2 separate regions of the Homo sapiens genome follow, and region 1 is linked to region 2. A link is a contact called in ENCODE Hi-C or POLR2A ChIA-PET data. All regions are on one chromosome and are shown on one strand. Each heading gives the region's core, a stretch centred on a gene start or an enhancer-like site at or near the end of the contact. The rest is flanking DNA. Distances are from core to core; before and after follow the strand shown. Region 1 overlaps CAMTA1 (calmodulin binding transcription activator 1). Region 2 holds the start of DNAJC11 (DnaJ heat shock protein family (Hsp40) member C11).

What was found. Hi-C counts contacts between places; a loop is a spot of excess contacts on that map. ChIA-PET counts read pairs that join two places held with the same protein, here RNA polymerase II (POLR2A). Pooled maps may share reads with other maps.
Region 1: a loop to region 2 is called in a pooled map, with 2.8 times the contacts of the local background. The contact joins the enhancer-like site here to the promoter of DNAJC11 in region 2. A Hi-C loop is called at or near these places in 2 of 50 pooled maps. POLR2A ChIA-PET finds 5 or more read pairs at or near these places in 2 of 52 experiments (HEK293 and endothelial cell of umbilical vein).

Annotation. Positions count from the first base shown.
Region 1 is chr1:6,819,588-6,824,467 of GRCh38, reverse strand. CAMTA1 (calmodulin binding transcription activator 1) reads right to left here. Exons shown (of 23, transcript NM_015215.4): 2 at 4,218-4,287. Among named protein-coding and RNA genes, the nearest start is that of CAMTA1, 37 kb to the right of the region's middle. Within about 2 kb of position 1,812, at least 5 of the 41 ENCODE cell types and tissues checked have a DNase peak (open chromatin) inside an H3K27ac peak, as active enhancers do.
Region 2 is chr1:6,699,456-6,703,920 of GRCh38, reverse strand. DNAJC11 (DnaJ heat shock protein family (Hsp40) member C11) reads left to right here and starts at 2,105. Exons shown (of 16, transcript NM_018198.4): 1 at 2,105-2,192. The coding sequence starts at 2,121. RefSeq lists a silencer at 1,869-2,318.

The sequences.
Region 1 (4,880 bases), core at 563-3,062, 120 kb before region 2:
TATTTCATCAAAATGTAACTCTTCTAAATGAGTTAGAGAAAAAATAATTACTTTCAGACTAGATGGTATGTCTGACTACCTAATAATCAGTCTACCTGATGATTTCTAGAAGAGATCATTTCCTTTATATAACATTTATTTCACTCATTTGTTTGCTTACATATCATTTATTTTTTCACTCCTATAACAAAGTTTCTTTGCCTGACTCAAAATTTCTCACAAGCTTTGGCACATTTAGGTCAAAGTTACAAATTATTCATCCCAGGCTTTTTATGCTACATAAGATCCCCAATATACAAAGGGTACACATAACTAGGTACTAAGGAGCTGCACATTAAAACATCAAAGACTTAATTTGCTCCAGTAAGTCACAGTTGAAACAACTTTTCATGATATAATAAGGTTTTATAACACTGAACTCAGAGTCAAGAGTCCAAGATCTGGCCCAGTTCTGCTACTTTCTAATTGTGTGACCTTGGGTAAGTTACTTAATAGTTTCAGTTTTCCCAAATCAACAAGATTAGATTATCTCTAATTCTTCTCCAGACACAAATCCCTATAAAATTTACTGTCATTAAATAACTTAATAGGCCTTACAATTAAGCAACCTTACATAAGTATACAGGCATTGGTTAATAATCTTAAAAGTGAAATACAACAATATCTTTTTCCAGTTATTTACTACGGCTTTGTTCAGTACAGTCTATTTTTTTGAACAGATGAAAAACATCAAAGAACAAAAAATATTTTCTAAGGTCACAAAATCCTCTCCAAACATTTTTCATCTGATTAACACACTTCTTCTCAAGGAAAAGATCTTAAAAGGAAAATATTGGGCATAGAAATAAAGTCTAAAAAATTTACTACATCATATAGAAAGATTTTATGGAGATGAACTTAAGAGAGTTTTGGCATACTAAATCTTTTTTGGTCCATGAACTACATAACCAATTGAATTATAATACCCATCCTCTATTTCTATAAGCAGTATAAAAACTTTAAAAACCTAAAAACTGACTGCTTTCAAGAATTTCAAATTTTAATTTAATAGGAAAATAAGATTAAACCTTTCAAAAAATCTTCCTGTGAAACCAAAAGGAAACTGTTCAACTAAAAGAAAGTTCATAGAAAGTTCTGTATGAATTACACACTATAAAACCTCGGTAATCTTATGTGCTTATGCTCCCTGCACTTCATCCTCCCGAGGGAGGTTCCACGGGCCATAAAACTTTAAAGCAGAGAATACCAGATCACGTGAGCCTTTACCTCCCTTCTCTCTTCCCCTAAAGTACTTTTATTTCCATTTTTTAAAATCCCCCATGATATGTACAATTCTGAAAATAGAGGTGAAATTCTAAAATCTATACTCAATTCAAATATTCAACATTTACAGGTACCTTTTATGAAAACGGCACTATACTGGTTGCTCAATGGATGGGCTTGCTCTGAATTGTATATGAATAGCCATATCTCTGAGAAAGCTATCAGTTTGAAGTACAATTCTGAACACTTACGAGCAGAGTTTTAAACCCCAGCTTCTATGTTTGTGATCACAATCTGATGTTAATTTTCTGTTCTTTTAGCCTCTTCGAGGAACCCAGCTACTGTGCGGTATATAAAGAGTGTGCGTGTGTGTGTGTTTGTGTGTGTGTGTGTGTGTGTGTGTGTGTGTGGTATTTATGTAATAAAGGTACTCTTCTCAACAGCACAATTAACTGCTATAGAAAAGGCTTCAGTCTTCCACTCTGATACCAAATCAGGCAGTGGTAAATGTGACCAAAGGGCAGGGCTGTGTAAGCACTCTCTCAATCTAGTTTCTAAACATTACACTTTACACGGAGGTGTGGCCACAGAGTCAAAAGGAACAGGAATATGACTGGCCAGTGGGTTCCCCTTGATCAGTTTTTAAAGTGTACCATTTCCAGAATTTTAGGTTCACGCTGAATATAAACTGGATGTTTTTAAGAAACATAACAATGGGTAAATTTTCCTACTACATTATAAGGATTGCGAGTTTAATACTGAGAAAAGAATTACTGGAATTTCAAATAGGCAAAATGTTAAAACTCATATTTTTAAATTTCAGTGTTTCTACAGGTGAAGTGGGATACAGAGAAACTTTGATTTTACACTGGAAAAGAACTTTACATGGCTATACTGCATAAAAATCTGTTTTTAAATTAAAATCTGCTTTTTAATGTTTTGGGATAACTAAGAATGATAAAATAACTAAACACATGCACCAGTTTTCAAATCCTAATAATAGTATCTTGAGTGAACAGTAAAATTAAGGCATATACTGGTTTCCACTGCATTATTCAGTATTCAATACAAATAGTTGAACTTTGACACTGAAAAGTGGGAGTGTCAACCAAATGACAGTAAAACACTTCATTATCATTATCTAACAAAATATATGTGTATGGTATTAGACTTTACAAAATAATTTTCTAACCTACTTCACAATAAAAAAATAACTAGTGAGGCTCTTGAAAATGACAGATGATTTGCTTGACTGACAACTCTAATTCTAAAGAACGAACCATCCTTTCTAGTCAACCTACAAGGTGTAGTATAATATAACTTTCCAATATGCAAAAAAATGCTCATTCACTTAGACAAAAAGCAGAATTACTGTTTTCATGTTTTGTTTCAAAAAAATGAGATTCACATTGCCAAATCCTTTACTTAAATCCAAAGAAATGTATTTGACCTTTTCCTTCGAAAATTCTGTGACTTCTGCCAAGGTAAATTATAACTATATTAACTAATCTAGAAATGATACATTCATTTTACTTTGATTCATAATAAAAAATAATGTTGGTTCTATGAATAATGATGAACACTGTTATTCATTCAAGTTGATTACGATTAATCTTTCAAACTCTAGACCAAACTGTTCAAACAGTTTGGTATAACAGTGTATCAAATTGCTAAATCTTATTGGGAATATCTTTGATCAACAACATGGAGTAGTAAAATCAAAAGGAAGCTCTACAATTTTCTGTTTAGCTCTAATTATTATGTGCTTAGATTTAATTAGTAGGATAGGAACTGAAAACATAAACATATATTGTTATATTCAAGTCAGCATAATGCTCACAGCAGCAAATACAGCCATTACTAACCTAAGGCCTTCAAATCACCATATATCCAAAATACATATTAATTAAGCACTATGTGCCAAACACTGATCTGATTTTGCATTATTCTTTTCCAAAGTCTCCAAAGTGAATTAAACCCAGTAGTAATTCTACAAAAGATTTTTAAAAGGTTAAAGAAACAGAAACTAACAGCTTTTTAAGTAGAAAAATATAATTAGTTTTGCTATTTAACAATCCCCTTCTTGTTCTTAGAGTTGTGTGATGATCAACTTACCGCTTCTATTTTTAGGTAGCCCAGATTTACCTTTTTCCTGTTGATCATATTACAAAATCTCGGGTCCAGGCTTAGGTCAAATCATAACTCAGGTTCAATAAACTTCTCACTGTTTATCTACATTTACATTTTCAATCTAAAAATATGTATGAGGGAACAGATAAAGTGAGGGCACAGCAGCCCTGTAAGCCATCACTTCAATTTGGGTTTTGGGACATTCTCTCCTCCTCTACTTCATTCAATTCCAACTGGAGGTACATGTGATTAAGTAAATCTATTTTCCATTATTTATTAGGGAGTAAGCACTTGTGGGACTCTACTGTGTATCAGGCACCCAGAAAGGATCTTACATTGCACTCTTTCATTTAATCCTCACGATAAAACACAAGGGCTTAATTACTCCCATTTTACAGAGGAGGAACATGAGGCTCAGATTAATTTGCCCAAGATCCACAGCTGCTGAGTGGCTCAGCTGGGATTCAAACATGACCTGTGGCTTTTCCCAAAATACCACACTGCTCCTACTCTAAGTCACCTGGTATTGGACACTAGAATTACAGAAGTGTTGTATTAGTATCAAACATTTGTTAAGTGCTTTGATTTCTCCGTGTGATTAAATCTTTTGCCTTTTTTCATCTCCACAGAAACTTTATGAGGAGAGCATTCTTTTTGCTACCCCAGAAGGATTAAGTAACTCATCTAAGATCACACAGCAGTTAAGTGCAGAACCCAGGTCTTCTGAGTCCGGGCTGAAGGCTGTTTCCACTGTACTAGATGATAATTACTGCCACTGCCAAGCCCACCCCTTCCTGTAAGTCAAAAGCTTTTTCAAATCCTACCTTCTATAGGTGGCACGGTGTTGAGAACACAGTAGGTGCTAGTTCCGCAGAATACACTTTGGGAAACGCTCTAAGGAAACAGAAAATAAAATGTAAAACTAATCTTTCAAAAAGATATAATCTGGCTCTTCTGTGATATTCCTGCCAAGATGCAAAACCTGAATCTAATCATGAGGAAACATCAGACAAATCCAAATCAAGGAACATTCCACAAAATGACTGGCCTGCAATCCTCAAGAGTGTCAAGGTCATGAAAGTCTAAAAGGACTGAAAACTCTTCTGTATTAAGAGATTGAAGAGACAACCAGTTATGACCCAAGGTTCTGATTAGATATTTTTCTACAAAGGCCATTGCTGGATCAACTGGCAAACAGCAACAGGACTTTAGGACTGGAGAGTAGGAATGTCTCAGTGTTAACTTCCTGGTTGTGATTACTGTTCTTGTGGTTATGGAGGAGAATGTTCTTGTTTGTAGGAAGTACATGATCAAGTATTTGAGAGTGATGGAACTTATCAGCAATTTATCCTCAAATGGCTCAGGGGGAAACCGTTCTTTGCACTGCAAGCTTAAGGCTGCTTCAAAATTTTAGATACATATGTGAGAAAAGGTCTGTGCTGATGAACATGCATAACTTGTGTAATTTGTTTAAATGGGAAGTATGT
Region 2 (4,465 bases), core at 856-3,355:
CGAGATCGTGCCACTGCACTCCAGCCTGGGCGACAGAGCGAGACTCCATCTCAAAAAAAAAAGAAAAAAGAAAAAAGAAAAAAAAACCTAAGGGAAAAAGGAATGTCTCCACATTGTTGTTTTTACCCCCAGTCTCTCTGTATGAAATTCTTGGCCGGGTGCGGTGGCTCACGCCTGTAATCCCAGCACTTTGGGAGGCCGAGGCAGGTGGATCACGAGGTCAGGAGTTCGAGACCAGCCTGGCCAATATGGTGAAACCCCGTCTCTACTAAAAATACAAAAATTAGCTGGGCGTGATGGCGCACGCCTGTAGTCCCAGCTGCTTGGGAGGCTGAGGCAGGAGAATCGCTTGAACCCGGGAGGCGGAGGTTGCAGTGAGCCAAGATCGTGGCACTGCACTCCAGCCTGGGCGACCGAGTGAGACTCTGTCTCAAACAAAAAAAAAAAAAAAGAAAGAAATTCTTAAAGACTGTCAAATGTCAGCATGCAGTTTGGCCCTAACCACAGCTCTTTTCTCTGCAAAGGAGAAAAAGGCAAAGCCCATAACATTGCTGGAAGAGCTGATGGACCATGGAAGCTGTTGTGGAGAAGCTTCACACAACTAAAGAAATAGCCCTTAATTTACAACCTGGGCTGACAGTTTGTTTCAGGCTGACTCAACCCACCCGAACAATCTGTCTCAGCACACCGAAGTGTCTCATGCCAAAAGATCCTAAGAGGGCTGGGCAACTTGGAAGGGATGAGACACAGGCCCAGATGGTGCACATCTGGCCAAAAATTAGAAAGAGAAAGAAATCAGCCTCTCAAATCCACAGACAGGTGTTCGGGGCTTCCCAGGAGACCTGCTTATGAAGGGCAACGGGGATGGCTATGGACTGGTGGTTAGTGAAGGAACAACAAAGGTTTCTGAGACTTGCGCAGGTCAGCGGGAACCAAACAGGTGGCAAGAGTGGGCTGCTGTCCACCTTCCCTTGACAATGGCGTCATTTCGAAGACCTTTAAATTATTTAGATTGTTGTAACCAAGACATCTTTAATAATGCACCAAACAGCAGGCACCAGGTTGAAATCAATTAGACTCCACCGATAAATTATAAGGGAGAAATTTACAGGAGAATGGCTCTGGGGTAGGGACTGCAGGTACACATGCCTGCCAGAGACAATTATATCAGGAACCAAATAGTTATTGCTTTGTCATTTAAGCAGCAGAAAAGATGGCCAGGTGCTCCTAAATTAGAGCAATAACAAATAACTAAAATGAGGAGGCCTGTTCTGGGCAGGAAGGCTTCTGGGTGGCCAAGAGAAAAGACAATGGAGGTAGGAACAAATGTCATTTGGGGGATATCTAGGATCCGGATGCACCCTGCACTGGGGGCACCTCGCGCTTCTTCCAGGAGTTTGGGGCCAGTGGGGTAACAGGTGGTATCACAGGGGTTTGTCTCCCAGAGGATGACAATCTCCTGGAGGTGACTTCAAAGTTTCCCTTTCTAGGCAGGACGCGGTGGCTCATGCCTGTAATCCCAGCACTTTGGGAGGCCGAGGATCTCCTGAGTTCAGGAGCCTCAGACCAGCCTGGCCAACATGGTGAAACCGTGTCTCTACCAAAAATACAAAAAAATTAACTGGGCGTGGTGGCGCGCGCCTGGAGTCCCAGCTACTCGGGAGGCTGAGGCAGGAGAATCGCTTGAACCCGGGAGGTGGAGGCTTCAGTGAGCCGGGATTGCGCCACTGCACACACACCAGGCTGGGCGACAGAGTATGACTCCGTCTCAAAAAAAAAAAAAAAAAGCAAAGTTTCCCTTTCTAGTACAGGAAAAGCCCTAGGGAGTCCTGGCTGGATCTCAGGCCCCCGAGGACGCAGCCACGCCGCGTGCCACGCGTCCATTGGGAGCACGAAGAGACACCCGCGTGGTCACCCCGCCAGGGCTGCCTAGGCGCCGCGTCCCGCCCTAGGCCGCGCGGGGGCGCAAAGCGCAGGCGCACTCCCGCCGGGCGCGGACGGCTCCGGGCCGCCAGGGGCCGCTGTGGCGCAGCCGGGCTGGCCCGCGCTGTCCCTGACGCGGATCACTGGCCCCTCTTGAGCACGGCCTTGCCGGTTTGGCGGGGTGAAAGGTTGCGAAGATGGCGACGGCCTTGAGCGAGGAGGAGCTGGACAATGAAGACTATTACTCGTTGCTGAACGTGCGCAGGGAGGTGAGGCCAGCGGCTGGACGCTCTGGGGGCTGAGGCCGAGCCCGGTCGTTCGGGAGGGCCGGGCTGGCGGTGGCCGCCCCACCCCCGCCACGGGAGGCTCGGGTCCGTCGGGGAGGCCGCGTGACCCCGGCGACGTGCACGCCAGCCGCCCGATGGAGGCGTCCCCACCGCCCAGACCCTCCCGCCGGGGGTTCCGGGGCCAGCCTCCGCCCCAGCTCCTGAAGGCCAGTGCGCCGCGTGCACTGTGTCCGGGTAGGGCCAGAGGCCCCCGCACGCTCAAGAGGAAACGGGGGCCCCGAGGAGGCCACCGTAGTGGGGTTAGCAGTCCTCCGAGACCCCGTCTCGCGCTCAGCCCACATACTCGTCCTGGCTGAGGGGCTGTGTCATCGCCCGCCGCCAGCAGGATGGCGAACTGAGTCTCACCCACCAAGGTCAAGGCCACTAGGGAACGTCCTTAGGGCTTTTTCCGGTTCCCGAGTCTTTCGTGGGGACGCTCTGCCTCTGAAGTGGGTCCAGCCTCAGAGGCATGCGTCTCATGCCCTCTTTCATTCCCCTGGACCCGATGTCCAGAAATTGCAGGCAGAGCCTCCGGGACACAGACCCTCGGCTCGGAGGCTGCAGATTAGGAAGAAGCCCTAGGCCAGAAAAGTGGTGCCCTAACAACAGCTTCAACATTCACACCAAGCACTTGTACCCTGTCTCCTCAACGAATAAAAGATAACATGAGAGAGTCTCACATAGCCTGGCAGTAGTAGGGCCCCACTACACTCCTTTGTTCTTGACTAGTCTGGAGTTGAGATAGGTGTGAAGGGCGAGAAGGCTTCCAGGGTCAGGTCATGAGGTGGATCAGTTTCTTTAAGCCGATGGGTCCAGACTTTTCAGCCCTGCCAGAGAATTCCTAATTCCATCTCTCAGGTTTTCCAGTGGTAATGAAAGCTAGCCAAGTTTGGCTATGCTAACCAAAGCGGGTTCAGTGTGTGTTGTCAGTAAATATTAGTCTATGTGATGTTAATAATACAAACTTATCTTGTGTGGGACCACTATGCTGAATGAACTTTGTACTGTTATCTCATTTAATTCTGAGGATAGCTCTTAAGGTAAGTATTATGATAGCCCTTGATTTACACTTGAGGAAACCAAGGCATAGAGAGATTAAGTAGTGTGTCTAAAGTCACACTACTAGAAAGTGCAAGAGCCTGAACTCAACCCAGGCAGTCTGACTCTGGAGCCCAGCTTGTGAGCTCCATGCTAGTCTGTCACCTTACCTTACCAGTCCTTGGACTACAAAGCTGCTAGTTCTGGTACTGTATCCTTGAGTGTCACGCGCGTCCGTGTGAAGAGACCACCAAACAGGCTTTGTGTGAGCAATAAACCTTTTTAATCACCTGGGTGCGTATGGGCTGAGTCCGAAAAGAGAGTCAGCAAAGGGTGGTGGGATTATCATTAGTTCTTATAGGTTTGGGATAGGCGGTGGAGTTAGGAGCAATTTTTTGTGGGCAGGGGGTGGATCTCACAAAGTACATTCTCAAGAGTGGGGAGAATATTACAAAGTACCTTCTTAAGGGCGGAATATCACAAAGTACATTATCACAAGGGCGGGGAGCGTGTATTGTCATAAGGCCAATTGACCAGTTAGGGTGGGGCAGGAGTAAATCACCATGGTGGAATATCTTCAGTTAAGGCAGGACCTGGCTATTTTCACTTCTTTTGTGGATCTTCAGTTGCTTCAGGCCATCTGGATGTATATGTGCAGGTCATAGGGGATATGATGGCTTAGCTTGGGCTCAGAGGCTTGATACTGAGCACCTCATGAAAGAATCCCTCGAATGTATGGGCCACTGTACTATGAGAATGTCCAGTGAAATATCTTTGGGAATTGCAGATTTTGTTAGGCTGCCATAGGGCACCTGGGGGTTCTTGTTCTCATTAATCAACACTTCGGGCTAATCACTCCTTTTTTTCCTTTTTTTTTTAAATTATACTTTAAGTTCCAGGATACATGTGCAGAACGTGCAGGTTTGTTACATAGGTAAACATGAGCCATGGTGGTTTGCTGCACCCATCAACCCATCATCTAGGTTTTAATGGGCTAATCACTTATTTAGCCTTAAGTCTCTTTCCCTTTAAATGAAGATGTCTGGCTAGTTATACTTTTTTTCCAGTTTTTAGAAGTCAAGCAATAAATGAAGCCAGCCTTTCTGAAATCATTCGTACTTAGTCTGGGTTGTCAGTAATTGAGCAGCCATTTATCAGGCGTACTGAACCGTAGGCAG